Linked DNA regions of Homo sapiens: region 1 is linked to region 2. A link is a loop called in an ENCODE intact Hi-C map of the cell type or tissue named here. Cell type or tissue: breast epithelium. All regions are shown on one strand. Links, peaks and the distances in the headings refer to the core of each region. The heading gives the core; the rest is flanking DNA. Region 1 overlaps FRMD4A (FERM domain containing 4A). Region 2 overlaps FRMD4A (FERM domain containing 4A).

Region 1 (11,872 bases), core at 2,600-10,599, 350 kb after region 2:
CTGGTCTTGATATGATTTGTCCCCAAAAGAACTCCACTTGCCCTTCCCAGCATGAGGCCAAATCAGGTCATCAGTGGCTATAGCCTGGCTAAAGGCTATTCTACATGGTAGTAATGGCTTATTGTGTGTGCTATTAGGAGTGATGTCATGCCCAGGGTTTGAGGAATAACGCTCCTGCAAGATGGCCATGTGATTAAACGGGTAATAAGCTGACCTCTGTGAAGCTGGCTGTGTAGATTGGCTTTCAAGATCATTTTGCAAAGCCCGTTTTCATGTGCTGTCAGTCGTGGATGGATTTTGATAACTAGCATTGATTTGCCATGTTTATGAAGTGCAGTTTCACAGGGTAAACTGTGTAATTGCACCTGGAATGGCAATATAAATAACGTCCTTATCTATGGTATTGACTGCCCAGGATTCGCTGAATATATATAGCATACCTCCAAACAGAGCCAATAGCTGTTGACTCAATTTTTACTAGGCTTAGCTCTCAAATTTCAGGTGTCTTAATAAGGATTGGGTGGCGAATGATCAACTTTTACATCTGTTTCTAATTTCCATGCTTCCTTTTCCAGGAGGAGAAATTTAACAAGCAATTTTCTTCAACAGGGGAATAGTTCATCTTGGTTCAAGTAATCCCTCTGGTGCTGCAAAGGACAATGGCTTTCTTTAGGGCCATCAGATTCCTTTCGCTCCTGTGCCCAGGGACATATCACTCCCAGGGTCAACTGTCCATTTGCTCATGGACATCTGGGATGAGTCACGTGGTATATTTTCCCAAAGTGAGGAAGGAAGAAAAGAAAGCATCTTGAATCTGTTAGAAAGACAGTCTCTTTGAAGCCTCATGTCATGGGAATATGGTTTATGTTGAATGTGTTCTAGAGTATACCCAACATCCTGTAAATCAAAACACCAAAGTGCAAGCTGTGACCAGAATGGGTAAAACACCTCCAGTGGACAAATCCTTAGAGGTAGATGAGGATGAGTAGGGGATTCTAACTGCTCTTGCTTGCTGGGGGTACTCCATTCTAAGAATTTTAAACCTCTATGGCACGAATGCAGTTAATAGACTGTTGACATGAAAATTACATGAGATAGCACAGTTCTGTCTGTGAGAACAAGGGTGGTAAGAAATGACATTAAGGCAGCTGGGTGCAGTGGCTCACATCTGTAATCCCAGCACTTTGGAAGGCCGAGGCAGGCAGATCAGAAGGTCAGAAGATCATAGACCATCCTGGCTAACATGGTGAAACCCCGTCTCTACTAAAAATACAAAAAAAAAAAAAAATTAGCCGGGCATGGTGGCAGGCGTCTGTAGTCCCAGCTACTCAGGAGGCTGAGGCAGGAGAATGGTGTGAACCCGGGAGGCAGAGGTTGCAGTGAGCCGAGGTCGTGCCACTGCACTCCAGCCTGGGCGACAATGCAAGACTCCATCTCAAAAAAAAAAAAAAAAAAAAAAAAATGACATTAAGGCAAGATTCTGACTTGCATACTATAGAACAATATATTTTAGATCTCATTCCATGAGCAAGGGGGAGCCATTTTAAGTTACTTTTAGGGAGGAAGTGACACCATCCAATCTGAGTTTTGGGGACTTGATTGATAAAAGATGAATGGTAGAATGAAGAACCAAGGTATATTGGAGGCCAAGAGAGCAGGTACAAGATTATTGCAATTGTCCAAATGAGAAATGATTAAGTGCAGAACTAGGACATTGTTCTTTTACAATTTCTATTCTGACAGACTACAGGAAGGATGGTCCTATTAGTCAAAATAAATGCACAGGAAGAGGGGAAGATTTGGGGAGATGATAATGAGTAGCTCGGGGCATGCAGAGCTTCTGATGCCTGAACATTTTGACCTGGAACTTAGGAGAAGAGTCAAGCCTGTAAATGCAGCTCTGGATTTCAACAAGAGAATACCGATCACTAGATAAGTTATTAGTTAAGTGTGAGGGCAGACATTCAATAACACGCACATTTACTTCTCATGCACCTTTACTGGAAGATGTCTCCAGCAGAAGAATGTTAGAAGGGAATATGAATTCCAGGAAAAGGATTGATCACAGGAGAGGTACCAAGGGAGTTCCCAGAATAATAGAAAAGAGGATCCTCAAGAAGACAGTCACGCAAGAGACCAAGAGAAGAGCTAATCCAATTGATGCAGGAGGAAGTAGAGCTTCAGAAAGAATGTCTCAAAAAAGAAAAAAAAAGAAAGGAGTGGGTTAAGTATCTGATGAATTTACCAAATTGAGAGGAGTTACATAGCTCTATTGAAAATCTTAGATAAAAATGATTGATAAATACATAGAACATAAAGCAAACACTGAAATAAGGCAATTATCAACTCCAGGAAAAACATAAAGTTGTAAAATCCAAGACATGCCATCATAATGTATAACATTTCTCAGATGTAAATAATATTTTAATATTCATAATAAAACTGAATTTTGATTTAAGCTGTGATGCCAATATATTCAGTAGACAGAGGGGGAAGAGACACATGTGTTTATAGGGAAAGAGACTCATAAGTTGGCAGGAAAGGACTGGAGCCTGGGTTTTTCTTTCTAAGCCTTCTAGTACTCTTCAGCTTTCAAATGTTATGAATATTGCCATGTACACATATTATTTTGATAAAAATAAAAATTAAATTATAAACAGAAGGATCAATATAAACAGGGGATTTGAGCCAGATCAGATGGACAGTGATGGGGCTGATGCCTTTGAGAACGTGCCCATGCAATGTCAGTAGCAGAAGTAGGGCTGTGGAGGGTGACCTAGAACCACAGGCCTCTTTCTGAAAGGACAGATTTGAGTCTGATACTGGGTTATTTAATCCAATGAGAAATGTTTCAGGAAACCTGCTTGATTTCCTCTGTTTCTTTTTTTCCTTTGGGGTGCGTTGTGGGGCTCCTCATCTATGGACCTGCTGTTGGAATGGCTGCTGAATGCATAGCCTCCAAGGTATGCCTCGGAGAGAAGCATTTTAAATCTTCTGAAACGAGATGCAGACAGACAAAACGAAACAGGACAAAGACGTCACTGAGGGCACTGCCAACACTTCTGGAGCTTGTCCTGAAGAGCCATTCGTGTGCTTGGACTGATCTCCCGTCTTGTGCTCTTGGCATTGGTGCAGGATCCTGCATGTACATTTGCAGGTGCGAGCTTGTGCACGCGAACATGTGTGCTGCTTCCTCTCACGAACCCAGCAGCATAGCAGCAGCCAGAGACGCCCCAGAGTGATGACAACTAATTATGAAACACCAGTCTGATCTGTCCCTTTTATCTCATCTTGCAGAAGCCTTGCATTCCCCCAAAGCCCCCCAGTGGCCCTTTGTAATCCCAGAAAAGAAGTGTCAATATGGAAACAGCTGTTCTTGAGATAGTGGGATGACAGCCTAATGAGCATGCCATCAGCTATAGAGGAAACCCAAGGCTAATGGGCTTCTGATGCAAATATTCTTTCTAGACCATCCCACTCATATGAGAAAGGCTACAGTCCCCAGCAAGACTGGGAGAGGACACACTGGCCTATAGATGTCAAGTCTTCTTTTGTTCTTATTTAGGTTTTTAGCCTCTCAAACCCCATGGGGCATCAGGCAATCTCCCTGACTCCTCTGGAAGGTGACTGGAAAAAAGGCAGCCCCAATTTTTTTTTTTGTTTTGTTTAGAGGCCATGCTAGGGAAGCCAGCAGGAGCACAGGGCTCCTGCAATTTTGGTAGCAGGAGAAACAGCCACAGGTTGCTGTGGTTCAGGCAGGGAGTGAAGGCTGTGCTTAGAAAGAACCCAAATTCCCAATCATTCAAGGGGGAAAGGTTAGGGAGAAATAGTGGGAGAGAGCTGTAGAGGTGGAGGAAAGGGGGATGATGGATTGCAGCAGGCGACTTAAAACAGATGCCTTTTCTAGGGGCAAGGCAAGGGATGAAGAGAACTGACCTACCATGTGCCTCCTTGGCATCAGACACACCCCTGGACACTTGCTCTATGTCACCTCTTCTGAATCTTCACCATGATCCTGTAAGCCGGGTAGCATTAGCTGCACTGTATTGATAAGGAAACTGAAGCTCACAAAGACGAAATGCTTGCCAACAATCTCACATCTAGGAAGTGGTACCAAGCTGGGATTGAGACTTGAGCCCATGAGACTTTAAAGCTCCCTCTCAATTTTCTTTGGGGATGTGTATATAGGTGGGGAAGCTATACAGAAAATAAAAAAAATCTTTATATAAAAGCTGGGGGGTCCAGACATGGTGGCTCACACCTGTAATAATCCTAGCACTTTCGGGGCTGAAGCAAAATGTTTGCTTGAACCCAGACATTCAAGACAAGCCTGGGCAATATAACAAGACCTCATCTCCACAAAAATAAAAAAAAAAAATAATAAAAAAAACAGCTGGGCATGGTGGCTTATACCTGTAGTCCCACCTACTTGGGAGGCTGAGGTGGGAGGATTGTTTGAGCCCAGGAGGTCGAGGCTGCAGTGAGCCAACATCATGTCACCACACTCCAGCCTGGGGGATAGAGGGAGACCCTGACTCAAATAAATACATAAATACAATAAAATAAAAATAAATAAATAAAAACTGGGGGAGGGTTCTGTTTCCCTCTGGGGGAGGGAGAGAATTTTAATCTAGAGGGGATACTCAGAGACTCCTGGAGTCCTCACTCACAATATTTCATTTTTAATCTGGGTGGTGGTTACACAGGGTGTTCATGTTGTAAATAATCCTTTAGACTATCCATACATGTTTTATGGACTTTTGTGCACCTCACCGATATCTTACAATAACAAATTACAAACAAAAAAGAGTCCCTATTATTTTTGCATCCAGTGATTTCTTCAGTATATCACCAGAACGGCATCTGAAATGACTGTGTCAGACACCAGAGTACAACCTGGTAAGAAATGCATGCAATCATGAGATTTCTGCGTTTTTTTTTGCATTTTATTGCTCCCAGCAAAAGTTAAATTTTACAATAACAGTAAAAATATACTAGTTAAAACTCAAGCGATTGATATGTATCTATTGAGGTCCTTGTATACAATATTCTAGGTGCCATGGAGGTTACAAAGGTGTCCTTGCCTTTTGGATCTCAGGATCACCTTGAGGAGGAGGCAAGACAGAGACACAGAATGAGAGAATTAACTAAGTGAGGTCAACAAATAATGAGTGGTACAGAGAGGAAGTGCGACAGAAATCCACGTGTCTAAGCTTCGCAGAGGGGAGAGAATTTCATTGAGGCTTGAAGGATGTATGAACTTCAGACAGGTCAAGAGGAAGCAGAATTACAAGCACAAAGACATAGTAATGAGAAGAGGCTCGCTGTCTTGCAGAGACTAATGTTGACCAGTTTGGAGTGGGGAACTCACAATGGGAAATTATAAGAGATAGGCTTAAAAGAGAACTTGACCTCCAAAACCTTGTGTGATCTGGCCCAAACTTTGTCTAGCTGCCTGAATTTGTTGGAATCACATGATTTAATATAAACATTGCATAATGTTAAATGTGATTTAAATGCTTCTCAAGGGAGAAGCAGGGGCACAAATGTTGCTACAGAGGGCAGGCAAATGCTATGTAAATAAGGGGTAAAAATTGAGTGTGGGGAGGTTGGGCTAGAGATGATAATGGATGGAAGAACTGGAGAAGTGCTGGCTGTGGGAGGATGAGAAGGTGAGTTCAAGTGATAAGTCAAAGATGCACACTGGGGCTATGAAAAGATGGGTTGTATTTAGAGAAAAGGATGGAGTGTCTGACCCCATTCTCTTTCAAGGTGGAGTGCATCTTGGAGCTGGGAAAGGAGACGAAGGTGGTAGAAGTGTTAGGAGAGGAGCCTGCGGGTAGGGGAAGTTAAGGAGAGAATGGGAAATGTATTAATGACTTTGTGGTATTGAAATAAAACAGTTCCCTGATTAATTCGTTTCCTCCAATACGACCAAACTCACACCAACACTTTGGCATGCCACAGATCACCCCCAAGAGTGACTCCACAGCCATCAGCCACCATCCCCACCATCCCAGGCAGTGGCAGCCAGGCAGAGGAAGTGGTCCAAGAAACCTCCCTGTCTGCAGTTCAGTTTCTACTCATACTTCTCATAAAGTCATGACCCTGGCCATGAATCTCCCATCCCTGGAAACCCAGAAGGACGCTCTCCCTTCTGGACGCATTCCTCCTCCAGGCATAACTTCCAACACGAAGGTCAGAATGAATGCGAGTCGCCCAGAGCCCCACACCCAGCCCTGGGAAGGGCGATTCCCTCTGGGAATTCTGCCAGCACAATGTTGCCTCAATTTGAAGACAAATTTTAAATTAATAAAGAAAAAAAAAAGCCTCAGACTCTCACGTCTGCCAAAACACACCATTCCCTGAAAGGTTCCTGAAAAGGACTCAGTGATGTACTATAAAGAAAGCGCCAACCTTCCATAGCCTTCTCCAGCTGCGAGACGCAGACTGGCGGGTCCTGGAAAGGTAACAGCTCACAGCCGCCTTCCCGGGGGCAGCGCAGTGTTGTTCTTGGATCGAGAAGACCTTTCAGCTGCCTTACCACCTGTGTATTTCACAGTCTTGCAGTTCCCTAAACCCCTATGAACAACACAGAACGAACAGACCCGTGGCCAACAGAAAACCCTGAGAAAAGTACTGGAAGAAAGAGTGTGGTTGGTTTAAGATAGAAATGATGTGAAGGTTGCAGTGCGTGCCCTGCAGTTTTCAAAGCCTGCATCGCTAAAATCATCACAGGAATAGAAGTGTCCTTGTCAGCTGCTCTTTTCTTTAGCAGAGAATCTCTCAAACAGCCTCAGGCCACAAAATCACTTCCTGAGGAACTCTTGGTAACTGAATGCCTCTCCAAGTAGCAGGGACCCACACACTGGAATTCTGGGGACAGTGAAGTTCATGCTTCTATCCTAGATTCAGCATCCTCTAAAAAAAAAATTAGCATTTTGAGCACCCTCCCCACTTTTTTTTCTGGGATGGTCACTTCATAAACAAACAAATGTGGTTCATTCAGGGAATAGCTACTGAAGCTGCTTTGATCTCTTCTGGCAAATGGTTTCTATTTCTTCACCCTATTCATTCAGATTTCTGCAAGTGACTTGATTCTAAACCCACATCTCTACTATTTAATCTGCATGGACTATTCTGTGCCACTCAGGCACTGAGGAACTTTACGGTTTTCTCCCCTGACCGCACATGAGTAAGAATAAATCATGTGGACTTGGGAACTGCACAGTTGCAGATCAGAATGAGATTCCGTAATGGGGACAGGGTCCCAAGGACTTTCGGAGTGGCAGGGGAGACTCTCTTGCGCCTGGAATAGGAAAAGCCTTTACTTACAAACACATCCATGAGCAGGTGCTCCAGTGTCAGCTCAAAGTCTTCCAGCTTGGCAGCCAAAGTCATGATGAATGTCCCGATTTGCTCTCAGTCCCCGCTGACAGATCAGATCTGCAAACTCCCCAGCTCAGGAAACACCGTCGGCGTCAAATTTGATCACAAGGCAGGGTTGCCACTAATGGGAAGTAGAAACCCTTAAAAGAAAGCAGAACATCGCAGGCTGGACTGCTCGAGCTGTGTAGCCAGAAACTGTACAAGGATATTTTGAAAAAACAAACACCAAACTCTAATAATGGTGCTATGGGATCAGAATGGGCATAAAGCGAGGCCACCAGATGAAGACTGCAGCCACTGCCTTCCCTGTGTAACTTCACAGTCCGAGGTGCTGGCCAAGCGCAGAGAACCTCACCAGTGAGTGAAAGAGAGAAGTGAGATGGGGTGAAAGCAAGAGTGGGGAAAATGGAATAGACTGTCTGACTCTGATATTTATAGGGCCACATGTTTTTGACTCTAGCCCATTTCTCAGTTGATTTCTGACCTTTCATAAATGGCTAAACACACTGGAGTGTATTGTCGAACGGGGGCAGTGGGTCCCACAGAAGTTGGCTGTGACCAATGCTAGGGCAATTCACACAGACACACCATCAATAGTTCTTTGTAGAGAACGTATCAGACCTTGTTTTGTACACGATGACTGAAAAGCACATAGTCTTGTGAAAAACAAGGAAACGAAAGTTGTGAGGGTACTAAATTTTTCCTCAGAATATTATTAGATCCCTCACACTGTCTTTCTTCTCCATCCTATGCACCCCCTCTGCTGCAAGAGTAGATAAACATCAAGGAAAAAATTTAATATCTCGTGTCAATTCCTCAAGCTTCTGCCAGTTACAGAATATCCACGAAATCTTGCAAATGCAGTTTCTCCTTTTCTGCTTCCAAAGTTTGCTTTTTTTTTTTAACTTAAAAATGTTTGGAAATTGTGGTAAAATATACCTCACATAAATTTTGCCATCTTAACTATTTTTAAGTGTACTGTTCCGTAGTGTTAAGTACATTCACCTTGTACTTGGTTCACATTGTACTGGAATAAACAAGATAGACTTGTTTATTTCATCAATGCTCTTCCTGGGATGGACAAGGGATCAGACTGTGGATAACAGCTAGTGTTTCTTATTTAAGGCAGTCTGCTAGTCTCAACAATGACATCACATGATTATTGTCTAAGAAAAATTTTGGGGCCTTAAGGATAGTCACTATTACACCACCATCCATCTCCAGAACTCTTCTCATTTTGCAAAACGGAAACACTGTGACCATTAAACAATAACTCCATTTCTCCCCTCCCACAGCTGCCTGGCCATCATCATTCTACTTAGTGTCTCTATCAATTTGACCACTCTAGGGACCTCGTATAAGTGAGATCATATAGTGTTTGTCCTTTGGTGACTGGCTTATTTCACTTAGTGTAATGTCCTCAAGGTTCACCCACGGGGTAGCCTGTGTCGGACTTTCTTCCCTTTTTAAGGCTGAAATCACGTATCCTAAGAAAGATACTGCTTTGGACAGTTTTTCAGGCCTGAGAAAATCTCTCAGGGACACGTGGCTGTCAAGACGCTAATGGCCATCCTTGCTGTGACTGTAGTAACAAAATCAGCCTTCGTCTAGCAAGCCAGTGCCCAGTTCTGTCCTCTTAGTTCCCTAAACACTTTCTGTTAAACTCTGGTCTCCTGATTCCAAACAGAGTGTGACCACTTAACAGCCAACATTGATGTCAAAGAAGGTGGGCCTCATGAGATCGAGAGGGAAATATAAATATAACATTTCTGCTTTACAGTAAAACTCCCCTCCCTGCATATCAGAGCTCTCTCGGGTATGAACGGTTAAAACTCTCCATTTTAGTATCTCTCTGTGAATTTTCTTTTCCCAGAGGAGATAGACACAGACTTAATTCAACATTTCACACTTAAACAAAGCTACCATAAAATTAAGGGCAAAGATAAAGAAATGGACAAAAAGCACTGTATTATTTCAAAAGCAGATTTGGAGTCTTGTCAGATGAGTTTAGCTTGACAGTGGGTCCTAAATTGTACATGCATGTTCTTCGAGTTATGGTTTCTATTTTGTTTTCAGGCCTCTAATGGAAGAATTAGAGCGGGTCCCACAGCAGGTGTCTCTTGTTAGGAACGGCATAGGAAGGGGCGGGCAGTGCTGAGATGAATGTCTTCAATAGCCAAGAATGCACAGAAAATCTATTTCCCTGATGGGCTAACTGAGCTACAGACCTTCCTAGGGGCTCATGGTTTTGCCATGTCTGAAATTGATTCAATAACCAGCTGCATCACATCAGCAAGAAAGTCTCAACACAAGAGGACTTCTTGCCACATAGTTGCCATCTTTTGTTAAAACTATAGCTGCCCTGAAGGTCCTCAAAAAGCCAAGTGCCTTCTCTCACCAAGCAAGACAGCCTGATGCCCATGAGGGGCCCTATCATAAGGAGACTAGGGGGAGGGTATGTATCTGCATATGTGCAACATTGTTCTAGTTTTCCAGCGATCTCAGAGGAGTGTTCAACATCAAATTTTCTTTCTTTTTTTAAAAGAATTTATTTTTATTGTTTGTGGGTACATAGTAGGTGTATATATTTATGGGTTACATGAGATATTTTGATCCAGGCATGCAATGCATCATAATCACATCATGGAAAATGGGGGTCTCCATCCCCTCAAGCATTTATCCTTCGAAAACCAAGTCCTCTTAGCCCCTTTCCTTATGAATTAAATTTGGACAAAATGTTTTTAATAGCTGGAATTTCATAAGAGATATACTACTTGTTTGTTTCATCAACCCTCTTCCTGGGATGGACAAGGGATCAGACCTTGGAGAAGAGCTATTGTTTCCATTTAAAGCAGTTGCCAAGAGAGAGTTGAGTCTCCCAGTCTCAACCATGACTTTATGTGACTATTTTCTAAGACAATTTTTTGGGGGGCTTTAAAAACAGTCAATGCGGCCGGGCATGGTGGCTCACGCCTATAATCCCAGCACTTTGGGAGGCCGAGGCGGGTGGACAGCCTGACCAATATGATGAAACCCTGTCTCTACTAAAAATACAAAAATTAGCTGGGCTTGGTGGCATGTGCCTGTAATCCCAGCTACTCGGGAGGCTGAGACAGGAGAATTGCTTGAACCTGGGAGACAGAGATTGCAGTGAGCCGAGATGGCGCCATTGCACTCCAGCCTGAACAACAAGAGCTAAACTCTGTCTCAAACAAAAACAAAAACAAAAACAAAACAAAAATCAAACAGTCAGTGCATTGGCTTCTCTTAGAATGTAAATAGCAAACTTCAGGGATAAGAAATTGTACATGATTTGGGCAGAGTGTGTGGTTCTTACTCTAGCACTGGGGCTCTAGAAGAATGTATTCAGAACATCCTGTTCTTCCAACAAAAGTCACTTTAATAGTTTCCAAAGGAGAGAAATTGACCAGAAGGGAGTTAGCCTGAAGAATGCACAGGAAATTAGTGTATGCGGATGTCACCCCGAAGAGACATTAATCATGAATTCGGATTTTAGTGAATGATATGAGCCACTTGGAGTAACTGGGTACCAGGGAGGAAGTAGAACCACACCAGTGTTAAGACAGAAAAACTTGAAGATACATTCATACAAGCAAGTTCACGGGTGTCAGTGCTTATCGGTATATGAGAACATGGTGAAGGCTGGCTTGGGCCGATCGATTGTGGATGTTTTCTTAGTAACTATATTCTAACTACCTGTTATATATTTTTTTGATAATTATGGGGACATTTTATTAATACTTATATCAAATGTGAACATTCATTTGTTCATTCATTAATGCACCCTTTGGACAAATGTTTATTTACTAACTGGGGTATATACTGGCATAGGTGCTGGTGCCTACAAAGATGATTAAGATATTGTTTCTTCTTCAAGACCTTACAGACTAGAAAAGAGGAGGCCTGATGTGATTGAAGTAATCTTACATTATTTTTTCTTGGGAAATATGAATGTAGAGCGTAACTCCTTATCAGGGGACTCACTCTGGGACTTGGGGATGAGGGAGAGTCACTGACAAAGGGGGAGAAGAGGCTGTTGCCCTACCTAAGAAACATTAACTGTTCTCCATGCTCTGATCCCTTGTCCACCCCAGGAGGAAGGTTGATGAAATAAACATATCTCTTATGAAAATCCAGATATTAAAAACATTTTGTCCAAATTTAATTCATAAGGAAAGGGACTAACAAAACTTGCTTTTCAAAGGATAAATGCTTGAGGGGATGGAGACCCCCATTTTCCACAGTGTGATTATGACACATTGCACGCTTGTATCGATATCCATACTCCCACCCTGTGGGAAGGGCAATGAGTGAGAATGAGGGAGGTATGTAGTACACCTCCTGAGGTTGGGATTTGCAGCACTAAGTGGCAGGGACATCAGGGCAGTGATGGATCCTAGGGTTGAGCCCAGGGATCATTGGGTTTGAAGAGTTGACAGCCAAGGTCTCAATGCTGACAGCA
Region 2 (11,762 bases), core at 3,763-11,762:
CAGATGGTCCAGTCTCCCCAAGCTTCAGCTCTTGGGATAGGAGGCCCCTGGCAGCATAGGGGTCAGTGGGTTGGCGGGGGCCGCTCGAAGACAGGGATCACTGCTGCTGTGTACCCCAGCCCCACCTGTCCTTCCAGACTTGAGTAGGGGTGGTCAGGTCCCTGAGAGTGTCAGAGCCTGGTCTAGCCCAGTCAACTCAGCTCAGTTCACAGTAAGGGCTGAGAAGAATGCTAGCTCCTGGCTGCAGGTTCTCCCAGGGAGGAAACCAATAGTGATACCAACAGTTTGATTCGTACAATCCCTTCATCTGTGTCTGAGTCCACTTGGTTTCTCTCATGTGGGATCAGGCCTTACTCGCTTCATTTTATGGATGGACAAATGAAGGCAGCGGACAGTTAGGCAGCTGCTCAGGTCGTGCAGGGACCACTCGTGGGACCTGGCGTCTGGTTGCCGGGGCCCGGGCGTGGGAGTGGGGTGGGGGCAGCCCGGTTGGCACTGACCGTCTATGATCAGCGAAGCCCTCTGGGTGGGTTTCTTCCCAGACTTGATGCGGTTCTCATTGATTGCATTTTCAATCTCCTGCAGTTTCTTCAGTGCATTCAGATACGAGGTTTTCCTTTGTTTCTTCAGTTTTTTGCTGACGTTGGGGTCACTGGCTAGGCGGCGGGCGGCCTCCGTAATCTGGGACTGAATGGCAAACTCTCGTTCCAGGCGTTCCAGCTCAGCTTCCTGTGGGAGGGAAAGCACCGGTTTGGGTTACTGGGGATGCTGAGCAGGGAGACCCTCATCCTTCCCTCCCCTGTCCCAAGGCAAGTCCAGTTCCATGGGAGACACTCTTAAGAGTAGCCCCACTCCTAAAATCTGCACCCACTGAAGTCCCCAGGCACACCCACTGTTGTAACCCTTGCTCCTGTTACTTTCTGAAGACAAGTGTTGGTGTGAACGCTGCCGCCATCGCTGAGAACAGAGTTCCCACGATGCAGGTTTAGGGATCGCTTGGCTGTGTTTCGACTGTCTCCAGCAAGGTTCATCAAGACAAACCAAAGCCTTTGGAGAGATTCAGAGCCCAAGTGACTGTCACTTCCTTTCCATTTTGGATGTAGGATGCAGCAGGATTTTTAGTTTCTTTATGCCATTCTTCTCTGTGGACTTGCTACCAAGGAGCTCACACACATGAGCTAATGCACGGGCCTCTGACTCTCACACTGTGTGCCCCTCACGTGTGCCTAACTCACAGGCCTCTGACTCACATATCTTGTCTTTCCCTGTACCCCCACTCACCCGCGTGTCTTTCGGGAGCTTTTCTTTTCTTTTCTTTTTTTTTTTTTTTTTTTGAGATGGATCTTGCTCTGTCACCCAGGCTGGAGTGCACTGGTGCAATCTCTGCTCACTGTAACCACTGCTTCCCAGGTTCAAATGATTCTCCTGCCTCAGCCTCCTGAGTAGATGAGATTACAGGCACCTGCCACCACACCTTGCTAACTTTTGTATTTTTAGTAGAGATGGGGTTTTACCATGTTGGCCAGGCTGGTCTCGAACTCCTGACCTCAGACTATCCTTCTGCCTTGGCCTCCCAAAGTGCTGGGATTACAGGTGTGAGCCACCATGCCCGGCCATGGGAGCTCATTTTGCAAGCTCTGGCTGTCCCTCCCCCATCTGCCTATTCATGTATACTCTGCTAGGCTACAGCCGGGCCCTTCAAGGGGCACAAATGGACAGTGGGTGGTGGTGGAGGCAGTCCCCCTCCCACCCCACCCCCCCAGCTCACTTGATGTCCTTCCCCTCTTTTTACTGTAGCTCCCTCCCACCTCTATTCTTCCTTTAGCCAAGAAGTACGGATGGATGAGATTCTCCTCAGAGTTTTGGGACCGGGAAGAATGAAGCTGTGGCTGTCAAAAATGCCTGGTGGACCTAGCGGATGACACCTAGACAGCATGTTTGCTGCTGTCCTCTATGCTGACCAAGCCTCTCCTCTGCAGATGTATGTACACCAGCTGCTGAGGGATGGGGGGAGGTAGCTCATGCATGTGTGCGTGAGGATTTGGGGATGAATGCGGAATCCCCCGCAAAGCGTCAGATTGTTCATTTTTCTATTTCCTCTCTTCTCTAGTAAAACCCCTCCGGATCAGAGCTAGCTCTAAACAGCACCTTGTCGGTTGAGATTTTGAGCAACAGGGTCCTGCAAGGTGGGCATATTTGGCAGCCTGAAGGAGAGGTAGAATATTTGCCTAACCCCACAGCTAGTAAACCCAGGACAAATGCATCGGCAGCTTCTCAAGGCCAGGGAGAGAGAGCACACATCTTGCCCTAGGAAATTCACAGACACGCTGAAATTTGATGGGAACTGATCTAGCCAAATAGGAGGAGATCAATTGTTTGCTAGAATCAACAGATCTTCCTGTTTAGTTGCTCAGTAAAATATCCTTGCCTCTGGGCACAATGCACCAAGCTGGAGGATGCCATCAAGGAGAAGTTCTTTGCCTGATCTCATTGACTTTTGAGCACTTTAAGCCTAAAGGGAGCAGGAACAAGAAGCGAGAGGAAAAGGTGAAGGTTAAAGAGAACTATTTCGGAGATAATAAACTCCTTCTGAATCCTGCCAAGGCTGGCTGCGCTGTTGTCTCAGAGGGAGAAGAATATCAACATGGACTCCTGCCTGTGGTCTTGAAATAGGCAAGTCACCAAGGGACAAAGACTGTTCTGTGAGTTTGGGCTCCCTGGGGCAGCTGTTCCTGAGCTGTTACAATGGCCCTGGCACCAGACACTGATTCAGAGTTTTGTGGGGAGCCCAGGACAAATTCTCACTATTTAAACTAAGACAAGTCCAAGGCTGAATGCCCTGTCCATGCAAATGTCTGCCTGTTATATGAATAGGGAAGCAAAGTGCGTTTCCAGGAGCCACAGTAGAGACCAGGTGATCATCTCATGCTTCCCAGAGGAACCCCGCAGAATGCCAGCTGCTCCTGTGTTGGTTCCTTTTACGAACTTAGGAAAGATCATGTGTGGGGACAGGTAAGGAAGCACATGGCTAGGGCATTCTCAGGGAGCTAAAGTCCCGCGGTACTGAGATGCGTGAAAGGTGTGGTGGGACTCTGGGAAGACCAAGGAGGGTGTTGGGGGAACTCCCTAAAAGTGGGGTCCCTTTTTAAAGCTTAAGGGCCAGGTATCTGCCCAGCAACAGGGGGAGTTGAAGTTCCTCCCTAGAGTGGCTCTGATGACCAGCAGGATTTGGAAATACCCGACCTCAATCCCTCCGTCCCCTGCAGTTCCTGCCTACGGTGTGGCACCCCTCCTTTGAGACTGCATCTCCCCTACAAGCAACTGTTTGCTGAGCATCACAAGTGCCAAGTACTGAGTGACGTGTTTTACATACACTGGCTCATTCAATCCCAGGGACACCCCAAGAAGTAAGGGCTATGAGCTCCATTTTACAGACCAGGAACTGCCTAACTGAGCTTTAGTTTTTTTTTTTTTTTTTTTTTTTTTTGAGACAGGGTCTCTGTCACCCAGGCTGGAGTGCAGTGGCGCAACCTTGGCTCACCGCAACCTCCGACTCCCGGGTTCAAGCGATTCTCACCTCAGCCTCCTGAGTAGCTGGGATTACAGGCATACACCACCATGCCTGGCTAATGTCTGTATCTTTTTGGTAGAGATAGGGCTTCACCATGCTGGCCAGGCTGGTCTCGAACTCCTGACCTCAAGTGATCTGCGCACTCTGGCCTCCCAAAGTGCTGGGATTTTGCAGCGAAAGGCGTGGGCCACCACGCCCGGCCACATGAGCTTTAGTTTTAATTGAAGCACATTGGTGTGTCTGCCAGTGTCCCAGGACCTGCCACTGCAGATCTCAGGAGATTCCTCTAACACAGATGGGCCACAAGCACATGGGTCCCTCTCTGAATTCACCCTCACCCTAATCCTACCTACCCCAGGTGTCCGTTTCTCCCAATCACTTTCTTAAAATACTAAAAATGTACAGCATTCCTTTTTCCCCTGGCTCTAAGTCCTGACCTTTTAAGGCCTCTGTTCAAGAGCATGTTAATTAGTAACTTCCTTCAGAAGAAATCTGGGAAAGCATTTCCTGGGCAGGAGCCCTGGGCCTGAGGGTATACCTGGCCTTTACTTTCTCTTGGCCTGAGGCTGGATTCTCATTAACCAGCCAGAGAGTCAAGTCTTGGTTTTGTTTGTTTGTTTGTTTGTTTTCTCCCCAAATCTGAAGTCTCCAGCCCCATCTTCACCCGTGTTCAGTCCAAAGGATGGACGTAGCTTCTCCAAACACAGACAAACAAGGCCAGGGCCGCCCAAGCATCCTGCACACATTCTTGGAGGGATGTGAGTAGCCAGGTGAGGCTATGACCACGGGGCGGTGGACCCTACTGGTCTCTCCCCAGCCAATGTACCCTTGCACCTGATGCCGTGGCCTAAGTTTTCCTTCTCTCGGCAGCTTTTCTTCCATAGATCACACATCAAGCTTGGCTCTCAGTCACTGAGGGCTGAGAGGCCATTACAAAGCCAAATACACGTGAATGCTACTGGAATGTTTTCCCCAAGCTCAACGTGGCTGCTTGCGCTAGACCCACAGCGTCAGACAAGCAACTTCGACAGACACCCAAATGCCTGCAAATGCAAGCAAACTACTCCTACCGAGGGGAACCACATACTGACCGGCCAGCTCACTCAAGAAAAGGTATGAGCGAAAATACTGGCATTAGGCAGAAATGAAGAAATTGGTACAGAAAACCTGGAAGGCCTGACCAATGGGAAAAACAAGGATAACATGAGAGAATCCAACAACAGAAAGGAAGGACGCACCTCTCCTTTGGGCAGGATTTTCTGTTCATCCAGTTTGAAGGCTGTTCCTATTCTTCTCCGAACAATGGGTGGTTCCTCCCCTGGATCCAGGGGATATTCTACTGGCAGCTTGCCCGTGAGCTCCTGCATATGTGAAATGGCATTCGGAGTGAGCACAAATCAGAGTGGGGCGTGTCTGCTTCCTAGAACACACACACACGCACATACACGCACACAAAAATGCACGCATGCACTTCGATACAGGTCAACGCTTATGCTAGAAATGTTCACATTAAGCACTATGCCTAAGTAAGAGGTCAAGAAATGAAATTTCATTTCTCTAACAATGTCTCTTATGTAGAATAGTTGCACTTCCAAAGTTTTTTCCAAAGTAAATTTCTGTAATTGCCATTTGACTTTCATTATAAAACTTGAATTTCATTCATTTGTTAAGTGAACAGATATTTCCTGCCTGCCTCCTCTGTGCCAGGCAAGGTCACCCAGCCAGTGAGGAGCAGTGTCAGCGTGAGTTCTCGGGCCTCTCTAACTCCAAATCCCGTGCTCTTGACACTGCATCAAATATTCCTGCTCAAATATCTAAGTTTAAAGTTTCCTTCAAATGGATTTTCACAAGAGGAGTGGTATCTATATGGCAAATCCCAGAAAAGTGCATAGATAAATAATTTAGAAACTGAGTAAGGATAGTAACCTACTCTGGCCAGATGCTACAGGAATAGGCTGTACTTAAAAGACATTAAACTGTTTAATTTAAAAGTTTTAGTAGAATGGCTGGGCACGGTGGCTCATGTCTGTAATCCCAGCACTTTGGGAAGCCGAGGCAGGCGGATCTCTTGAGATCAGGAGTCCGAGACCAGCCTGGCCAACATGGTGAAACCCTGTCTCTACTAAAAATACAAAAATTAGCTGGGCGTGGTGGTAAGCACCTGTAATCCCAGCTACTTGGGAAGCTGAGGCAGGAGAATCGCTTGAACCCGGGAGGCGGAGGTTGCAGTGAGCCAAGATCATGCCACTACACTCCAGCCTGGGTGACAGATCGAGACTCTGTTTATTAAGGAAAAAAAAAGTTTAGTAGAAACTGAACATATAATCCATGTTATTGACAAGGCTACTAAAAAAACACTTGTTTTGTGTATTTTGGGCCCCGGAAATCTACTTGTTGTGGGTACAAGGACAGTGAATTTAGTTGACAGACTTCCATGGTGACAGTGATCCTGGTTAAAGGCTAAGGATCTGGGGGCGATTCAAGATTAGAATCAGGCTCTCTGTGAGTGAGTTGTATCAGGGCTGAACAATGATCAAATCAGAGTCAGTGGCTGCCCCACACTGTAGAGGCCAGGCATCAAATTCAAGAAGTCACTTCCAGAGACCAGAAAAGGCTGGGGGACCAACTGTGCATCTGTCTCTAATGGCAAAGTGGGCACTTCCAGGCCAAGCCCAGCTCTGGCTTTTCTAGCCCAAATCAACGCAGATGCTGCACAAAGACTGAAGGAGCTGCTCTGACAAGGAAGTTCAGGAGGCTTTTCTCAGGAATATCCATCATCTACACAGAAAGCTTTTGCGCAGGGCAGCCCAGGGCTGAGTGCCCAGCAGGCGGGAAAATCCAAATCATGAGAGTGTGATGCTGGCCCTTCTTCTCCAACTGCTGTGTGCACATGTGTACGCATGTATGCATGTGCAGGCATGGTGTGTGCATGTGTGTGCGTGTGTACATGTGTACACGTGACATGAGCATAAACACATACTCCGTCACTCGCCTGCTTCTCCCTCGCTGTGTTCAGATTGCCGGGAAATGACCCCGTGGACTTTATATTCCTCAATGTAAGCATTTCAGAGCACAATGGCCAACTATCTGAGTATCAGACTCTGCAATTTTCTTCCCTGGTTTTTTCTTTAAAAAAAAAATGTGGTTCAAATGTCTCCAAAGTAGTTAAGTGTTTATTCCGCAACTTTTTTTTAATCTGCTTCCCTAAAAGTCTATCTATAAGTAACACAACTATTGAGGGTTTTATATTGTCAGGACTTGATTTTTTTTTTTTACTTAGAAAATTCCAAAAAGGAGGGAAAAGTTGTTAAAATTGCCATGGATCTGTAACTCTAAACTGTTGGTGGTTTTAAAATGTAGTTTAAAAAATGAGGCTACTGATTTTTTTCACCATCCACTTGAAGGTATTTGAGTCGAAGTCTTGATTCTCCAGATATTTAATCTGATTTCATGTGTAACTGGAGCTGCACGCTGAAGACGTAATTTAACACTCTGCAGTGGGGCCTCGGCTTGGTGCCTCCCTATATCCTGCCAAATGCTCTCCCCCTCCATCATTCTAGTTGCCCCCCTCCCCAGGGGTCAAGCAGCGCGTCTTGATACTCTGAGCTGAGGGGAGAGATGCAGGAACAGCACAGATTTAGCAAGACCTCCCCCCAGCCCTTGACTACACATGCGTCAAGAGGCTATGGTGGGACTAACTATAGGGAATGATCACAGGAGAAATCTACCTGCAACTGATTTCTTGTTGGGTTATTTCTTCCACTCAAGTTACATTTTCTGGTGTTAACATTATAAGAAGTGGCAGCTTTGTTTTCCTTCTTTTGTTTTTGTTTTTAAGAGCGATGGTGAGATTTTTTTATAATGCATGCTCATCTTGCCCTGACATGTTCCTTACCTTTTTGAAACGTGGATTCCCTGCCGGGTTTAGGGACTTTTTATTAAAAACAAAACAAGGCTTTCCAAATTATTAAAGGCAGACACCCAAACTCATATTTTTTCCAATCCTTCAAGCGTATTCTTTATAAAAATGTTGCTAATATTAACAGTATCACATAGCGCATTCCCCAGCCAGGCCAATTGCTTTCCTAAGATTTGCAATGGATTTGTGCTAATGTGGTTCTGCTTTGAGCTGGCTCCGGTTTAAATCAATCCAGACCATAATTAAGCCAAGTTGAAATGTAATGTGATCTCACTCCACGGCCCCTTGTTTCATTCTTCCCGCTGCAAGGCCTTAGTGTTTGGGGGAGGGGTATACGTCTCTTTGACTTACTTTGGGAACCTCTTTTGACTTCCCATTCTCAACTGTTTACCGGCGAAGCTCTTTCTAAGGTTAGGTGGTGCACAGTTGCTCCTGCCCTGGAGAGCTCCCACCCCATTGTGCCCATGTGCACAATGCACACATGTGCATGCGTGCGCGCGCGCACACACACACACACACAGAGTCATGTGTATTGCATTAAAACATGAAGCCTTCAAACACTTCTAACAAATAGTCATGAAATAAACAGACAAAGGTGGAAATGGATATTTAAATAAATAAAGACAGCAGCTTGCAGCAACTTCTGTGAGACTAGCACATACATAGGGTCGAGAAAGCATTGCTTTTTTTTTTTTTTTTTTTTTTTTGAGACAGGGTCTTGCTCTGTCACCCAAGCTGGAGTGCAATGGCGTGATCACTGCTCACTGCAGTCTCAACCTTTCAGGCTCAAGCGATCCTCCTGCCTCACTCTCCTGAGTAGCTGGGACTACAGACACACACCACCACCTCTGGCTATTTTTTTGTAGAGACAGGGTCTCACTATGTTGCTCAGGCTAGTCTCCAACCCCTGGTCTCCAGTGATCCTCCTGCCTCAGCCTCCCAAAGTGCTAGTATTACAGGCATGAGCAGCTGTGCCCAGCCTGCATAAAATTTAAAAATGTCATTAGGCTAAGATTTCATTTTTTAAAATGAAAAAGCTAAACACCAGATCACAGGGTCTAAAGGTGACTATATACCAAGTGAGATCGTGGTTTCCTTGTTGACCACCAGTGTTTCTCAATAGGATGTCCAAAGACAAGTCTGAAATACCCTTAAGAAAGAACAAAAGCCACCACAACAATAAACTCAGGCACAAAATCTTGGGAGGATGGTGGCCAGCCATTATGATCGATGAGGCACTATCACGTGAGGAGATGCTTTATGAACCACCATGCAAGTATGAGGGATGAGGGATCATCATTGGGACTTGTCGCTTGGACTCCCATGGGGTCCTCTTTGGGATTTTGCCAGCACCAACTTTAACTGGTCATCACAGTGCTTCATCAACCAATTCTTTGATGGGTTTAGGGACTTTTTCTTTTGTTGAAAACAAAACAAGGCTTTCCAAATAATTAAAGGCACACACCAAAACCCATATTTTTTCCAACCCTTTAAGCATATTCTTTTAAAAAAATTCGCTAATATTAACAGTATCACATAGTGCATTTCCCAGCCAGGTCAACTGCTTTCTTAAGATTTGCACTAATGCGGTTCTGCTCTTTCTCTGACAAAGCACATTAGAGAGGTTTGGATGTTTCCAACATTTGTGTTTCAGGAGAGCGCTCGCCGCCCAGATAGGCCCTCTTTTTATCACTACCCTTGCCTTCTGTCAAAACGATCAAATGACATCAGTCAAATGACATCAAAAAGATCAAATGACATCAGAAAGATCAGTGACATCACAGACAACACCAATTTCAACGGGATGAGCTAGGAAAGGCTTACAGCTTCTCGGAGACACAGCTTCTTCAGTTCCTCCAGCCTCTGACGCAGGGTTTCCTCCAGAGCTTCCTGCCTGGACTTCAAGGCAGCCAGCATGTCCTTCTTGGCCGACTGCGAGCTATCTGATTCCTGAGAACCTGTCGATAAACAGTGGGGTTACTTGGCCAGCTGACAGGGGACACACATCTGGACCACTAATGAATTTAACTGGAGCCCATGCTGCGGAGATGGGATTTACCCCAGGAATCAAGGGAGTGTGAAATAAAACAGGTGCTCAGCACTCTAACTGTGAGAAGCACATTCCAGCACTGCATGGAATTTATAGCCAGTCACAAGAAATGGCAGGAAGATGGACCCTCCTGAAAAAGAAGTTTATCTTTCTCAATTATCTTAAGAAATGTCACATACCTTTTTAAATTTTACTAGCAAATTCTAATAGACTTTACACAAGAAAGGGGGAAAGAAAAGCTCATGTCAGCAATTTTAATACGTATTGAGTTATTTATCTTTGTTTGAGACAGTCTCACTCTGTCACCCAGCCTGGAGTACAGTGGCATGATCTCGGCTCGCTGCAACCTCCGCCTCCCAGGTTCAAGTGATTCTCGTGCCTCAGCCTCCCGAGTAGCTGGGGTTACAGGCATCCGCCACCACACCCGGCTAATTTTGTATTTTTAGTAGAGATGGGGTTTCGCCATGTTGGCCAGGCTGGTCTCGAACTCCTGACCTCAAGTGATCTGCCTGCCTTGGCCTCCCAAAGTGCTGGGATTCCAGGTGTAAGCCACCGTGCCCAGCCCTAAAACGTATTTAAAATGTTATTTTGTTCCCTTAAAAATACTTATTATTTTTGCTTAGTGCAAAGATAATGTGTGTTTATGATGAAAACCCTGAAAATGTAGACAGGTATAAGAAATAGTCCATTAACTAATCACCCAGAAATAACCATTGCTATGCATTTTCTTTTGGCCTTTTTTCTAAGTACATATATTTAAAAAATAAAATTAGAATGCTATTGTATTTTTTAACTTCATGTTTTGTATCATGAGCAAATTCCCTCCTAATAAAAGTTATACATATTTTAACATACTTTTCCTGGGTAAAACATGATGATTCAAATAGCAGAGTGCTCGATAGGAAACCTTGTGGAAGGCAAACTTCAAACCAAACCAAAGGAAAATAAGCTGAAATGCCATCTGGAGGAATTTAGGTTAGACCAAAGGAGTAATTTCTGGGCTGCCAGTGTTTGGATTCTGAAATAACTTTCCTGGAGTGAAGCTATTGTACTTTTTCTACCTTGATGGGTTAGAAAAGGAACACTGACTCTCTACAAAGGGAAAAGCTGATTATAACTTTTCTTTTCTTTTTCTTTTTTTTTTCAGACAGTTTCACTCTTGTTGCCCAGGCTGGAGTGCAGTGGCACCATCTCGGCTCACTGCAACCTCCGCCTCCTAGGTTCAAGAGATTCTCCTGCCTCAGCCTGCCAAGGTAGCTGGGATTACAGGCACCCGCCACCACACCCAGCTATTTTTTTTTTTTTTTTTTGTATTTTTAGTTGAGACGGGGTTTCACCATGTTGGCCAGGCTGGTCTTGAACTCCTGACCTCAGGTGATCCACCCGCCTCAGCCTCCCAAAGTGCTGGGATTACAGGCATGAGCCACCGCGCCCAGCCGATTACAACTTTTCTTTGCAAGCCCATCGTGAGCAGAAGTGTTAGAAACGGACAGGTGTTAGAGGCTGTGCATTCAAGGGGCTCACACCATGCCATTGACAACTGCATCAAAGAACTTCAAATACCTAGGGAGATTAATCTAATTAAAGATGAGCAAGATCTCCACCGCGAAAACTGTCCTAAAGACCTAAATAGACAGAAAGATACACTGTGGTCAAGGATTAGAAGCTTGATGTTGTAAAGATGTCCATTCTCCATCAATCAATGCAATCCCAGTAAAACCTTGGCAGGACTTTTGGTAGGAAGATGAAAAAATTCTATTTCCATAGGAAACAATGGATTTTTTGGACAATTTTAGTAAACAGATGAGAGAATAATCCAGTCAGAATTCCCAGAATCCACAGTTCTGTTTCTTCCAATGGTAGAAAAGGCAATGCAGCATCATAAAGCTAGAAAGAACTTCTGTCCCGTGGCATCAAACAGCTCTGCTTCACTTAAATTGTCCCCATAAATATACTATTCTTCTATTTAACGTCTCTGAGCAGAAAACCCTGCATTCCATCAATTACCATACATACAGGCTCTTACTACCCTAATCACCAAGAACTCTCAATGTCTAAGAACATTTTAACTCTAACATGGGTTTTGTTCTTTCCCTTGCCTCAATTTGAGCTTGAAATAGAGAATATATCTGTCACCGCAGAAACATACTATCATTATGCCTCCAAAGCAGCTAACAAATATTAGCTTGAATGAACAACCAAATAAATGTTCACAGTCATAT

What was found. A loop is a pair of places that touch in the nucleus more often than their neighbours do. Peaks named below come from ENCODE experiments on the same cell type or tissue, not always from the same donor. Only the 100,000 strongest peaks of a DNase experiment are listed, where the experiment ranks them.
Region 1: it touches region 2 in a loop (14-fold over the local background); 1 of 110 quality-filtered maps calls a loop at or near these places.

The regions. Positions count from the first base shown.
Region 1 is chr10:14,017,019-14,028,890 of GRCh38, forward strand. All of the region lies in intron 2 of FRMD4A (FERM domain containing 4A), which reads right to left. Among named protein-coding and RNA genes, the nearest start is that of FRMD4A-AS2, 31 kb to the left of the region's middle. RefSeq lists an enhancer at 3,272-3,321. In breast epithelium, for the core only: no CTCF peak of the experiment used is centred there; a DNase peak (open chromatin) is centred at 7,479; H3K27ac peaks cover 300 bases; H3K27me3 peaks cover 481 bases.
Region 2 is chr10:13,665,597-13,677,358 of GRCh38, forward strand. It overlaps FRMD4A (FERM domain containing 4A), which reads right to left. Exons shown (of 25, transcript NM_018027.5): 16 at 9,315-9,448; 17 at 4,810-4,932; 18 at 501-729. Among named protein-coding and RNA genes, the nearest start is that of PRPF18, 85 kb to the left of the region's middle. RefSeq lists an enhancer at 7,971-8,495. In breast epithelium, for the core only: no CTCF peak of the experiment used is centred there; no DNase peak of the experiment used is centred there.